2 separate regions of the Homo sapiens genome follow, and region 1 is linked to region 2. A link is a contact called in ENCODE Hi-C data. All regions are on one chromosome and are shown on one strand. The core of a region is the stretch at or near the end of the contact, and the rest is flanking DNA. Distances in the headings are between cores, read along the strand shown.

Region 1 (6,199 bases), core at 3,103-5,602, 6.6 Mb before region 2:
TTGATCTCCTGACCTTGTGATCCGCCCACCTCGGCCTCCCAAAGTGCTGGGATTACAGGCGTGAGCCACCGCACCTGGCCACATTTTCCTAATTCTGTTCCTATATTACTCAGTTCAGTGGATGACAACACCATCCAGCAGTCCCTTGTCCAAGTAAGAAACTCAGGAGTTTTCTTCCTCTTCCACTAGACTGGTTGCCCTTGAGACCAGAAGCTGTGTGTAGTCCATCATTCTGGGTAATGAGTGTGTCACTTAACACAGGGCCTGGCACAAAGGAGATGCCCAATGAGTGGTAACATCACACTTCATTGGTGGATGCTGGCACTTAAGCTTGATATTAGGCCTGAAAATGCCTCATTTCATGTTCAGTAAATACATACTCATCAACAAGTTTCTGCCAAACTCTCTGTTGAGTGCTGAGGATATGAAGATGAACAAAATATTCTGCCCTGGGAAACTGAGTCTGGGTCTGCACAATAAAGTGAGTCTGTTCATAAGGAATCATAGGCTCATGTGTGTTTATATTAAAAACTGGTTTCGGCCAGGTGTGGTGGCTCACGCCTGTAATCCCAACACTTTGGGAGGCCAAGGCAGATGGATCATGAGGTCAGGAGATCTAGACCAACCTGGCTAACACAGTGAAACCCCGCCTCTACTAATAATACGAAAAATTAGCTGGGTGTGGTGGCAGGTACCTGTAGTCCTAGCTACTCGGGAGGCTGAGGCAGGAGAATGGCGTGAACCCGGGAGGCGGAGCTTGCAGTGAGCCGAGATCGCTCCACTGCACTCCAGTCCGGGCGACAGAGCGTGACTCCGTCTCAAAAAAAAAACCAAAAACAAAACAAAAACTGGTTTCAAAGTCATATTAGCAGTTCCATAACTTTGAAGATCTGTACATTGGATCAGAAGGATAGCAATAATAATAACAGCATCAGTAACTAACATTTATTGATACCATCTTATGTACTAGCCTCTGTGCCACTTCATATGGACTACTCAATTCTTACCACAATTCTCTGACATGGGTGCTATTATTTTCATTTTGCAGAAAAAAATGTTGAGACTCAGAGAGGTAAATTGACCTGCCCAGATCATACTGCTCCTAAGTGGCAAGCTTCACATCCCAGCCCAGGCAGTCTGGTGGCAGAGCCACTACAACATACCACTTTCCTGGAAAAGATGAACTTAGCTAGTTGAGCCTCAATTTACCCAGGCAGTCATGGTCTTTTACACTTTGGCCCCAGGCCTTTCTTTCTAGTCTAATGTCCAGCTCTTCCTCTCCCCACCACACAAATACTTAGCCACAGCCATCCAGAATTGTAGCTCTTGCCCAACCCACCATACCCTCTCACTGATGGGCTTTGGCTTGGGCAGGAATCCTTCCCCTACTTTTCTGACTTGACCCAACCGTCAAAGCTATCCTCCATAGAACTTTTCTCTGATACCCCTTGCCACCCTGGGGAGAAGGAGTCTCTTCATCTGCAATGCTCCAGAACACCTTTGCCAGACCTCTAGTGTAGATTTCAGTTCCTCTCAGAACTCCATACCCAGGTGCCTCAAAAAGGTTAACACTGTACTGCTTCTCCCAATAACTATCAACAGGCCTGGCATAGAGGAAATGACTATGGAATACTTGGTGAAGAAAGAAATGAGCATTGTAATGATGTGCCCTGTAATGATGTGTCTACTTGAGTTTATGAAGTTGCCTCCACACAGCCCACACATCTGTTCTTATGGGCTTTTCACCGCAGCCACAAGACACTAGGCAGCACGAGGATTATCTCCATTTTGCAGGTAAACAAACTTAAGAAAGATTTCCAGCTCCTCACAACCAGTGCCTGTCTTGACTAAGCAAGTTGACCACGTGTCAGTCAGCATGTGGAATGGGGTCTTACAGTACTCTCTCTATGAGGAGGCATTTTGAGGTGCAAGTTTATGCACACACTTGGTCTTTCCATACATCGTCCCTGGAGAGAAGTGAGCTATGCAAACAAGAAGCTGTGTTGTCCCCTCCCACATCTTTTCCCCTTTAATACACACATACAGTATCCTCCCAAGACTCAGTAATATCTGGACCATAAAGAAGGGTGCTCAGCTGGGAGTTCTCTAGGATCACAAAGAATATTTTTTTTCCTGAAGCCCCATTTCTTTTGGGTTTAGCTCAATTTCTCACGAATTGTTCCTCCCACACTAGTCACTCCAAAAACTGACTGGTGTGACAGAATGTTTGGTGGCTGGGCAGAAGGCATAGAAGACTAGCCCCTGTGACAGGAGCAGCACAATAGTGCCTGGGACTATTTCAAGCCTGCCACCTGACTACTTTGCACACCTCCTCTCTCCCTGCTTCCACAACTGAGACTGCTCTGGCCCTTTGTTTCCCTGGACCCCAGGTTTGCAAACTGCCTTCTCATAATCTTAGTCTAATTCAAAGAATCAAGGTTCTGAGTGAAATGTGAGCAAGTGGCAGTGACCAGAGGCACGAGGTAGGGAGGAAGTCTATAATGGAGATTCTGGAAAAGAAAATAAACTTCCAAATCAGGCCCACAAATGAGAATCAGGACTTTGCAAAGCAGGAAAGCATAGCCCCAGGGAAACTTTTATAGTCCAGCCATCCAGATGGGAAAAAAGTTGCATAATGAGCCAGCAGCAGCTCCCTACTCCTCATCGTTTATTTAGACTCAGTACTAGGATGGGAGTCTGATGTTCAATATTGATTTTTGTTGGCAATGTATAGAATGCCATGGAAGGTCATGGAACATCTATATTTTCTATAATATTCCGTGGAAGATCATGGAATATTATAGAAAAAAATGAGTTGAACTGTCAGATCTCAAAGATATCAAGGGAGCCTGATGATGCTTACCCTCTCCTTGTGGAGGTGGGGTGATGCCCTGGCCCAGAGAAAAAAATGAATTGGCCAAGGTGTCCAGCAAGTCTGAGGTAGAGCTAGAGTCAGATCCCTAGCAGCCATGTCAGTTCCTGTGCTCTACACATGCAGAGGCAGCAGTCCACCTCTTACCAGTTCAGCAGCTGGATCTTTTCAAGACTGTCAGGACCCAGAAGCAGCAGAGAACACTCCTGCAATGCAAAAATAGCACGCATTGTTCTCTAATCCTTCTCTCTATCCTCAGCTTTAATCCACCCACCTCCCTTTTTAGACACACACAGAGTTTTAGGGCTGGGCCTTCTGGATATTCTTGAACTAGTGGTGGAACTAGATTCTTTGCTGCCTCAGCTCACCTGGCCCTGGCAGCCACTGATGCCACTTAATGTCCTTAGGCTAGAGACCCAAGTTCGCCGGGCTCCCTGCCACATCCCACACACAGTAGCAGACAAGGCTGGTACAGGCCTCCTCACTTTGTCCTCAGCCTGACCTCCGGTTTGGGCCCAGACAAGATTTTCCTCTCAATATTTAGACTTTTCAAGGAAAAAGGCCTGCCGAAAGCCAGGCTCACAAAGGATGGGGGAAGGGGGACTCTGGAGACCTTGGGGATTCCCTCCACATTCCATAGAAGGTGCGAAATTTGGGTGAGGGTCAAACTATGGAAACAGGTATCATCTCAGAGAAGAAAAGTGAAAGCAATCCTGGAAAGGGAGCCCGGGGCTCTGGATTCCAAATTGGCCCTTGTCGCCGGCAGGCTGGGTAACTGTGGGGAGGGACTTTCCCCACTCTGGGCAGCAGAGGGCCCGTCGGTAACGGGTGGAAGTTGGCCTCTATGGTCTCTAAGGGCACTGGTGTGCCAGAGAGGCGGACGAAGTTAGGGCGCAGGCGCTGCAGCTAGCTTTCCTGGCAGGTGAGTCCCTCCTCTGGGTGGCCTGGCGGCGCGATCCGCAGGGCCTTGTCTCTACGACTAAGGATAGGCCGGCCCTTAGGTTTCTGCAGTCTTCCCAGATTCCTCAACCTCTCTGCCTCGTTACTCCCCGCCGGCCTCTAGCTCAGGAATAAACGTCCTGGTGGCGGCCAGGGCACAGTACCGCGAATGCACAGCGGCCACAGAAATGGGAGTGCGTGAAAACCGAAACCGATCCGGCGAGCCCCATCCGGGCAGGACTGGCTCCTTGAGGCCACGGTGTAGCCACGCCACTACCAGCCCGGCGTGGGGGCGGGAGTGGGGAGCCCCAGCCAGTGGTTCCGCACCCTCTCCGCCCCCTGCCAACACCACGCCTGCACTTATTTGCATTTAAAGAGAAACGCACCAAGGAAAACAGTGGGCGGGCCGGGGCACGCCTTCCCACCATAGCGATTGGGCCATATGCCTGCCAATCAGGACGCAGATGCCCCACCCGGTGGCCTTGGAGTACTGGGGGAGGGGGTATGGGGGAGCTACCCAAAGCCTGGGGAAGGGGAGTCAGTGCTGGAGGTGACTGGAGCCGCGGCGACGGCGGCAGCAGCTGCGGTGGCGGCGCTCTCAGCCGTGGCAGCCGAGGCTGCAGCCCGGCCCAGGGCGGCTCAGCGGACAATAACCGGGCTAGGAACCTGACCGGGCTGGGTAAGCGTTGCGTACAGCCAGGAGCCTCCGCCTGCCCGCGGTCGGGTGCATTCCCGCGTGCTCTGCTCCTACGGACTGGAGGAGGGCACTAAGGACTAGGCGGGTCGGAGTCCCGGTCGCTCGCCCCTCTCCTTTGGAACCCGCTTTGCGGACTGTCGGGTGGAGAGGCAGAGCGGCCTTGAGTCCCCTGGGCACAAGCGACCACGGCTGGGGGGAGGGGGGTTGGGGAGGGCGGGTAGGAAGGCAGGCTAGCCTGGGCCAAGCCTCCCGGCTTTCGGGGGGGCGGGGATGGGCCCGCACGTGCTGCCGCACAGTCCCGGGAAGGGCGCCGCCAGCCAGCACCCCAAGCCATGCATTTGTAGGCCAGGAGCTCTGCAGCTTTGTTGTAGCACATTTGCTGGAACAGCTGTGTAACGCGGGTACCGCTCACCCCTCTCTCCGGCTGCCTGGCTGCCGCCCCTCCCCTCCCCTGTGCATCTCCAGCCTCTCCCTCCTTTCTGCGGACTCAAGCTGGCGTGCTGGCTTGGGCCCGACGGAGACCGGCTTTGGCGTGGATTGGGACATCCACAGACTGCCCCCTCCCCAGAGGAGCTCAGTTGGGCCTGTGGGCTGAGCTCAGTCGCACACTTCCCTTCAGAACCTTGGCCTTGTGGCCCCAACTAGCCGCGCCCCTCCTCCTGGGCCTCCGGGCGCATCTGGCGCCCGCCCCCGCGGTCGGGCAGGCTGGCTGGCAGCCGGGCTCTTGCTGGTCCTTGGGTTAGAGCAGCGGCGCAAGCTAGTCCTTGAGTTAGAGCTGCAAGGCCGCTTTGTCTCCCGCCTCGCCTCGCCTCACCTCCTTTTCCCTTGGAGGATACTGGCCGCGTTTTCCTCTCCAGCCTCCCGTTTAAAAATAGCAATAGGCACGGTGTTTGGGGGGCATTTCCTTGCCAGAGGCCGAAGGAGCCCTCATTGTAGTACGGAACGTATCATACCATCTCTGTGTACAGGAGAGCTAGCGAGGTGGCCAAACCCTCCAACTTCGCAGTTACTTAACATACCCAGCCCGCCAGGCCCCTGTCATTGTCTGCTGGAGACACTTCTGACACTGGTGACCGCCCGAACGCTGGACTTTGCTTGGCTCCCCCGGTGGTGAGGGGCTGTGCCCGCTACATGCGTCACAGCCCAAGCGCCTAGGCGGCAGCTGGACTGGCCCCGCAGAGCTGGTCTCCGTTTGGCCAGGCTGCTTTCGGCAAGGGCCGCGGGGTCAAGGCGAGCCTTGTTCCACACACAAACATCTTCCTCTGCGGCTCTGCCTGCCTGCTGCAGCGGCGTGGGCATGGGCAAGGCAGAGGGCACTGCACTGTTGGACTGCCTGCCCCACCGGGATTCCAGCAGAGCCCCCTCCCCCAGTGTGGCTCCCCTCATTCGGCACCACCCACTGCACAGTCACTGCACCATGGTGCACCTCTGGCAGTGGGCTCTCTAGGCCTTTTTGAGGAATAGGACAGAGGAAGCCACTGGGGGCTTGGTAAGCTCTTGGACCTTTGATTAACCTCTGGTGTGGAGAGCCCTGTGGGCTGCAGGGCCCAGGCAAAGCTTGGGCACTTTGAGGAGGGGCAACGAGACCCAGTAAATTCCTCACTTGGGGGAAGGCTAGCTCTGGACCTTTATGACAGGAGCCAGGACCACAGATATCACACTACAGTCACCTCCTCCCACCTTGATTAGGC
Region 2 (6,355 bases), core at 3,029-5,528:
TTCAGGGAACAGCAGGCTTCACAGTCACAGAGAAGCCTGACTTTCAAAACAGAGCAAAGATGGTGACAAACTGATCGAATGGAGAGATACGCTCTTATGCATGTGGGCAATGTCCCCACTCCTGGTATTACCCACAGCAATTCTTAGAGGGAAAATTATTCAGTAGAGGGAAAATTATTCAGTAGAGGGAAGAGGGAGTAAACAGATTCCCTTGCCTACTTCACCCTAAACTTCATAAACCTCTTTTATCTGCACATGAATAAGATTAAACTACTCCAATTATTGTCTTATAAAAGGAAGGACTGAGAGGATAAAAATGGTACAAATTCACCAACATATGCCAAAACACAGAGTATCTTTCCTTAACATAAGAAACAGGAAGAGAAGAAAATTTAACAGTGTGTCAGGTATGTGTGTGCATTGTTATAATCAGTTAAAAGCTAGAAAACTGAAGCTTAATAACTAATTTATTCAAGGCCACTTATCCAACACCACAGAGCCAAAATTTAGCCCTGGGTCTGTTTCATGTCAAAGTCCTGGCTGGCAATTTCCACAAAACTGCCTTCCATCATCAAAAGAAGTTAGGAAGATAAACAGTGAGAACAGCCAACACATTTTTTTGCTATCTATTTTTTCTTGTTAGTTCTATGACTATTTAAGAAAATATTTTGGCATTGAATAATATTTCTATTACATAGCATTTCCTCCTTTGCTAATGCTTAGTAACTCTACAAAGATGACTCATCATATCAGAAGCATCATGAATTAATGCATTTATCTGCAGCAGCTGCTAATACCACAAAAAGAGAGAAAACCACAGATTATGCGCCACCTACTAAATGAACACAACATAACCTATGAAACATTCATGCCAAAAGCCATGTTTCAATCTCATCAAGTCTCTAGACATAACTAGCAAATTAAAGAAACAGAGGATAGAGGAAAGCAAACATTACCATAGGGATGCAATTAGCAAAACTTAAATTGTGGCAAATGCTACATGTGAAACAACCTCATTTCATAAACAAAATCGCAAGGAAAAAAAGAAAGATGAAAGGGAAACATACGGATTAAGAAGACACTTAGGAGATTTACGGGATTCTACTAATTAAAAATAATAAAACAAGTAGCATTTATGAGGCAATTGGAAGTTTGAACCCTCACTGGATATTTACTGATATTAAAGAATTACTGTAAATATCACTTGCGATAATGGAATTATCATTTTTTTCCATATCATCCCATAGCTTTCAGAGATATATAAAGAATATTTATGGATAAAATGATCAGATGTCTGCTATTTGTTACAAAATAATACTAGAACATGGGGAGTGAGTGAGGCTAAGTTAAAAAAGATTGTTCATGGATTCATAATTGCTGAAATTGAGTGAAAAGTACATGGATGTTCATCATAGTATGATGTAACATTATGTATGTTTGCCAAAAAAAGAACATGTCAGGGCTGGGGGGGCAGTTAAAAAAAAACGCATGCCACATCACTGAAAAACGTCCTCATATTTTTCAAGGAAAGAAATGTATTATCAAGGAATCACAGAGCAGAAAGACCTTAAAAGCAATCTATTCAAACCACCTCAATTTATAAATAAGGAAATTAAGGCTCAGATAGGTTAACTGACTTGCTCAGGGTCACACAACTTGTCAGTTCCAAACTCAAGATCAGAATTTAAATCTCCAAACTTGTAGTCCAGGGCTGTGCTCTTTTTGCAAACCAAAAAGAAATGACTGCACTTAAATATTTAGTCCAGAATATCCTCAAAATTGACTGTAATAAAAGTAAGCCACATGATGAGGAATGAATAGAGTTGGTTCATACCAAAAATGAGCTGCCAGTCACAGTGATAAGATCTGTTTCTTTCTGAGAACCATGGTTTCCTGCTGCATTGGGGAATCCAAACTGGGTTTCTCCCTCCTGTCCAAAGAAGTCAGAGTCAGGATGTACGTTCCACTCCGCTTTGGTTGGTGTCAGTAGTTCTGAGACACTGTTTTCACAAAGGGTGCTCGAAGGAGTCAGAGCATCTGTGTCCACTGTTAGCTTACTGCTGGGTGTCAAAGCCTGAGGCTCTGGACTGGAGTTTTTCATGGCCAAAGAGTCCAGAGATCCCAATGGCCCCACACTTACACTTGAGACCTCATCCATATTTAAGGAGCTCTGCTGAAAACCAGTGGCCGCCGTTCCAAAAAAGAGAGAGGTATCCAGACTTTGAGGAGGGTCGCTGGTGGCCATCAAGGACGGAGGGTCCACAGCCTGCCCTACGGAATTATTATTATTAGCAGGGAGGTGCCCTGCCAGAGTCGAGCTCACAGAAGCCACATCAATAGTCAAGATTCCAGAGTTCACCAATGCTGTGTCCAGCAATGCAGCAGAAGTACTGTCAGGTACATCAGAGAAGAGAGACACTATCTCTGCATCACTGAGATCATTCTGTCTCTGGCTGGTAAGTTCACTGCTGGGTGTGAGAGAATTTGCTGCTTCTAGCTGAGCTAAGAGATCCTGGCCCACCTTATGCCTTTTAACCATGTGCGTCTTCATGCTGTGCTTGGATGTGAAGAGTTTATTACAAGAGGAGATCGGGCAACGGCTTTTCCAAGTGTCCACATCCTGCAGGTGTTTCTTGGAGTGAATGTAGAGGCTACTGCGAGCAGAGAACCTGGCACAGCAGCCTGCCACAGGACACACGAAAGGCTTTGTGCCCAGGTGGGTTATGCTGTGGCCTTTCAGATGTTCCGCCCTCGTGAAAGATTTCCCACAGCCTTCCACAGGGCACATGAACCTCCGGTCATCGTCGTGCTTTCTTTTGTGCCTTAAGAGTTTGGACATGCTAGTGAAGTTCCAGCCACAGCCATCAAAGTCACAAAGGAAAGGTCTCTCGCCGGTGTGACTCCGCAGGTGAATTTTCAGCCTACAAGCCTTGTCATATTGTTTGCTGCAGCCAGGAAAAGAGCAGGAAAACAGTTCCTGTTCCCTGAAATGGGCGCGGTTATGGGAAAACAGAGCACTCACTGTGATAAATGTCTTCTTGCAGCCAGAAAACGCGCACTGGTAAGGCCTCTCCGGTTCGAAGTGGCTGCGCTGGTGGGCGCTGAGTTTGGCCTGCGTGGGGAAGCTCTCCTCGCACACCTCGCATTTGAATGAGTTCTCCTGCTCATGGCCCTTCATGTGCGCCTTGAGGTTGTACACTGTGGTGAAGCTCTTGCCACAGCCCTCTGCCGGGCAGCCAAAGGGCCGCAGTTTGTCGTGCGACTGCAGGTGCCTCTTGAGCTTGTAAGAGGTGGTGAAGGTCCAGCCGCAGCCACCCAGGGGGCATTTGAAGGGCCTCTGGCCCTGGCTGCTGCTGTGCGTCAGCAGGTGCACCTTCAGCTGGTGCTTCTTGGCGAAGGTTTGCCCGCACTGCGCCTCGGGGCACAAGTACAGCACCACGCCTGGGCCGGAGCCCAGCGGTCCGCGGGGGCCCAGGGCGGCGGCCGGGCCCTCCGCCTCCTCCTCAGGCGCCGGAGCTGGCGCGGGTTCGGCCGGCTCAGCTAGCAGGAGGTCTGGCGGCAGCTCTGGGCAGTCACCCGGGTGCGCGGCATGCGGGAACCCAGCTTGCGGGGCGATCAGACACCCGGGCTGCTGGGCAGGAGCGGCCCCTGGCTCCCAGGCGTGTGGTGGGGGCGTGGCCAGGGTGAGGACGCCGTTCTCAAAGCGCAACAGCAGGTCCTGGTTGTGGATAGTGACTGTGCCCGCGAAGGCCGCGGCGGGGCCGGGGGCGGAGATCGGGGCCGGAGTGGGAACCGCGGACAGGCAGCGGGGGCCTAGCGCAGTGGGCCCCGCGGGATTCGCGCCGCTCTCGCCCCCCTGGAGCCCCGGGCCCTCCTCGGCCTCCTCCCTCAACACAGGCCCTGCGGCCTGACCGGAGCCCGCGGTCTCCACGTCGCCACCCACCGGGTCAAGCAGCACCAGGAAGAAGTCGTCGCCGCCGCCGCCGCCGCCGCCGCTAGGTTGATCGGTCCTCGGCGCCAACAGGCTTGGGCCAGGGCCCCGTGATGCCGTGCTGGCCTCCTCGCGCCGCCGCCCGGGCCCGCCATCTTGGGGGCCCCGGAGCAGCAGGAGGCGGCGCGTGGGGACCTGGCCAGCCGGCGAGTCAGGGCCTCGGTGGACTCGGCCGCCACCCGCGGGGATACCGCCGCCGCCGCCGCCCTGTAGTGTCCCGCGAGCCGGGAGCAGCTTCGGGATTTCCATCTCTGCGTCCGAGAGGCTCGGCTGGAACCAGAGCCGAGGAGGAGGCGCGATCCCGCCCCCTGCCGCGGGCCTGAACACGTTCCTGAAAGGGGAAAAAAAAATGTGCAATGCGCAGAAACTGGCCCTATCAGATATTAAAACGTATTTAACGCCACAGTGATTTAAATATTCTGGTACTGGGTCTCTGGAACAGAATAGAAAGCCCAGAGGTAGAGCCTGGTATGCATAAATACGTTCTACAGTTAATATAAGTAAGTAATTAAGGGGGTCTTCTGAGGTAATGGGGAAATGACGACAGCTTGTTCAGTAATGCTGTGGAACACCTAGGTATCTATCCGCTGGAAGCAATTTTAATCCATGACTCATTGTATATACCCAAATAAACACACCCCAGCCCCTCCCAGTGTTAGATATGTTGCTTCGTACTTTCTGTGTGTTAAAATTTGCTGGCTGGCTGGCTGGCTGGACTGATGGATGAAAGACAATTCCTGAGAGAAAAAACTGTCTCTGTGTCAGCATTAAACCACCATAGCGCTGGCAGTTCTGCTGAAAATGTCCTTCCCCTTCCCACCTCCCCGCGGGACAACTTCCATATTCACAATTATCTTGAGCAAAGTCTTCGGTACAATTTGCCGCATAGTTCAAATTTTGTCTTGCTGATACAGACATTAGAATGAGTGAGAGATGCGGCCAAAACAGGTTAGCACTCTTCAGCCTAGAAATTCAAAGTCTGGAGGATGAAACAATTTACACTGAAATCTGGAAAAAACCCAACCTTCTCCTGGCTTCTCCCTATACAGTGCACAACCTAAACCAACTTTTGCCCTTCCACCATCGGTTGTACTGTGATAAATTTCATGTCTGCTCTCACAGCACAATGAGGGCATTCATTCCTCAGTTTACTCTGCCTTCTCCAGCACGTGGAGGTCTCTGGGCAGGAGTTTCAGTTAAATGTGTTTAGGTTAAATCCTGAGTCACTGCAATGGATTCTGCCAAGTAAAAGGCACAGACGATCTTGTCCAATCAACCTGGTGTACCTGTTCACATTTAAGTGTGGTGGCCCAGGCTTGCTGGGCCTGTGGTGCCTAATGATCTTATTAATGATGATGACAATCCTTCATTTTGTCCGTTACGACTGAGTTGGGAATTGACACAAATATAGGGTGAAATATCTGAGATAAGAAAGCTTAGAGTAATGACTAGATTGGTGGTGGTGGGGGAGCGGGGTGTAACCTGTTGTTTAAATACTCCCAGCTCTCTCGCCCTCTTTTAATGACAGTGGACACTTGGTCTCTTGAAAATCAAGCTATTCATCCATAACTATTTGAACCTCATCAAAATGTCTACTCCACATACTTTTCTTTCTATTACTTTTTCTGGTGGAAGCATTTTTCAAATCTGAGGTATAGAAGAGTGCATAAAACATATTTGTATCGTTTAGATTATTTTACAAAAGCAGACACCTGTGTAACCAGGACCAAGGTCAAGCAATAGACCACTGCCAGCCTTCCAGAATACAGCCGCTGTACTCCTCCCAATCACAACCCACACTCTCCTATATGAATATAGTCATTGCCCTGACTTTGTAATAATCATTTCACTGCTTTCCTTTATAGCTTTATCACTTTTGTACGCATCCGTAAACAATAGAGTTGATACGAAGTTGTATAAATGGAATCATACGGCAAGTTTCCTTTTATAACTTGTTTCTTTCACTCTGTATTATACTTGAGACTCATCCATGTTGTTCATAATAGTTATAAGTAAGTAGATCCTTTGTCTCCATCGACTGTCGTTCCAGCATATGCTTATAGCAAAGTGATTATGGTATGATTATACCACTCCATTCTACAGCAGATGAACATTAGGATTGCTTCTATTTTTCAGCGATTATTATGAACATTCTTGCACATTTCTCATGGGACACATGTGTAAAAATCTCTCTAGGGTATATATCCAAGAATAGAATCACAGGGCCATAGGGTATGGATATCCTGAGCTTTACTAGATGATGCCAAATTGTTCTCTGTAGTGATTGGGCAAGCTGTCAATCCCACCAGCAGCACAGAGAGCCCCTACTGCTCCACATCTTCACCCACACCAAGTATTGCCAGA

What was found. A loop is a pair of places that touch in the nucleus more often than their neighbours do. Pooled maps may share reads with other maps.
Region 1: a loop to region 2 is called in a pooled map, with 11 times the contacts of the local background. The contact joins the promoter of AMER1 here to the promoter of ZXDB in region 2. A Hi-C loop is called at or near these places in 6 of 50 pooled maps.

Annotation. Positions count from the first base shown.
Region 1 is chrX:64,203,861-64,210,059 of GRCh38, reverse strand. It overlaps AMER1 (APC membrane recruitment protein 1), which reads left to right and starts at 4,352. Exons shown (of 2, transcript NM_152424.4): 1 at 4,352-4,490. LOC112268307 reads right to left here and starts at 4,114. Exons shown (of 4, transcript XM_047442706.1): 1 at 3,976-4,114; 2 at 3,020-3,078. The coding sequence starts at 4,041. RefSeq lists an enhancer at 3,816-3,975 and silencers at 4,106-4,205, 5,186-5,245.
Region 2 is chrX:57,589,934-57,596,288 of GRCh38, reverse strand. It overlaps ZXDB (zinc finger X-linked duplicated B), which reads right to left and starts at 4,278. Exons shown (of 1, transcript NM_007157.4): 1 at 1-4,278. The coding sequence starts at 4,240. The coding sequence ends at 1,829. RefSeq lists silencers at 3,401-3,590, 3,651-3,940.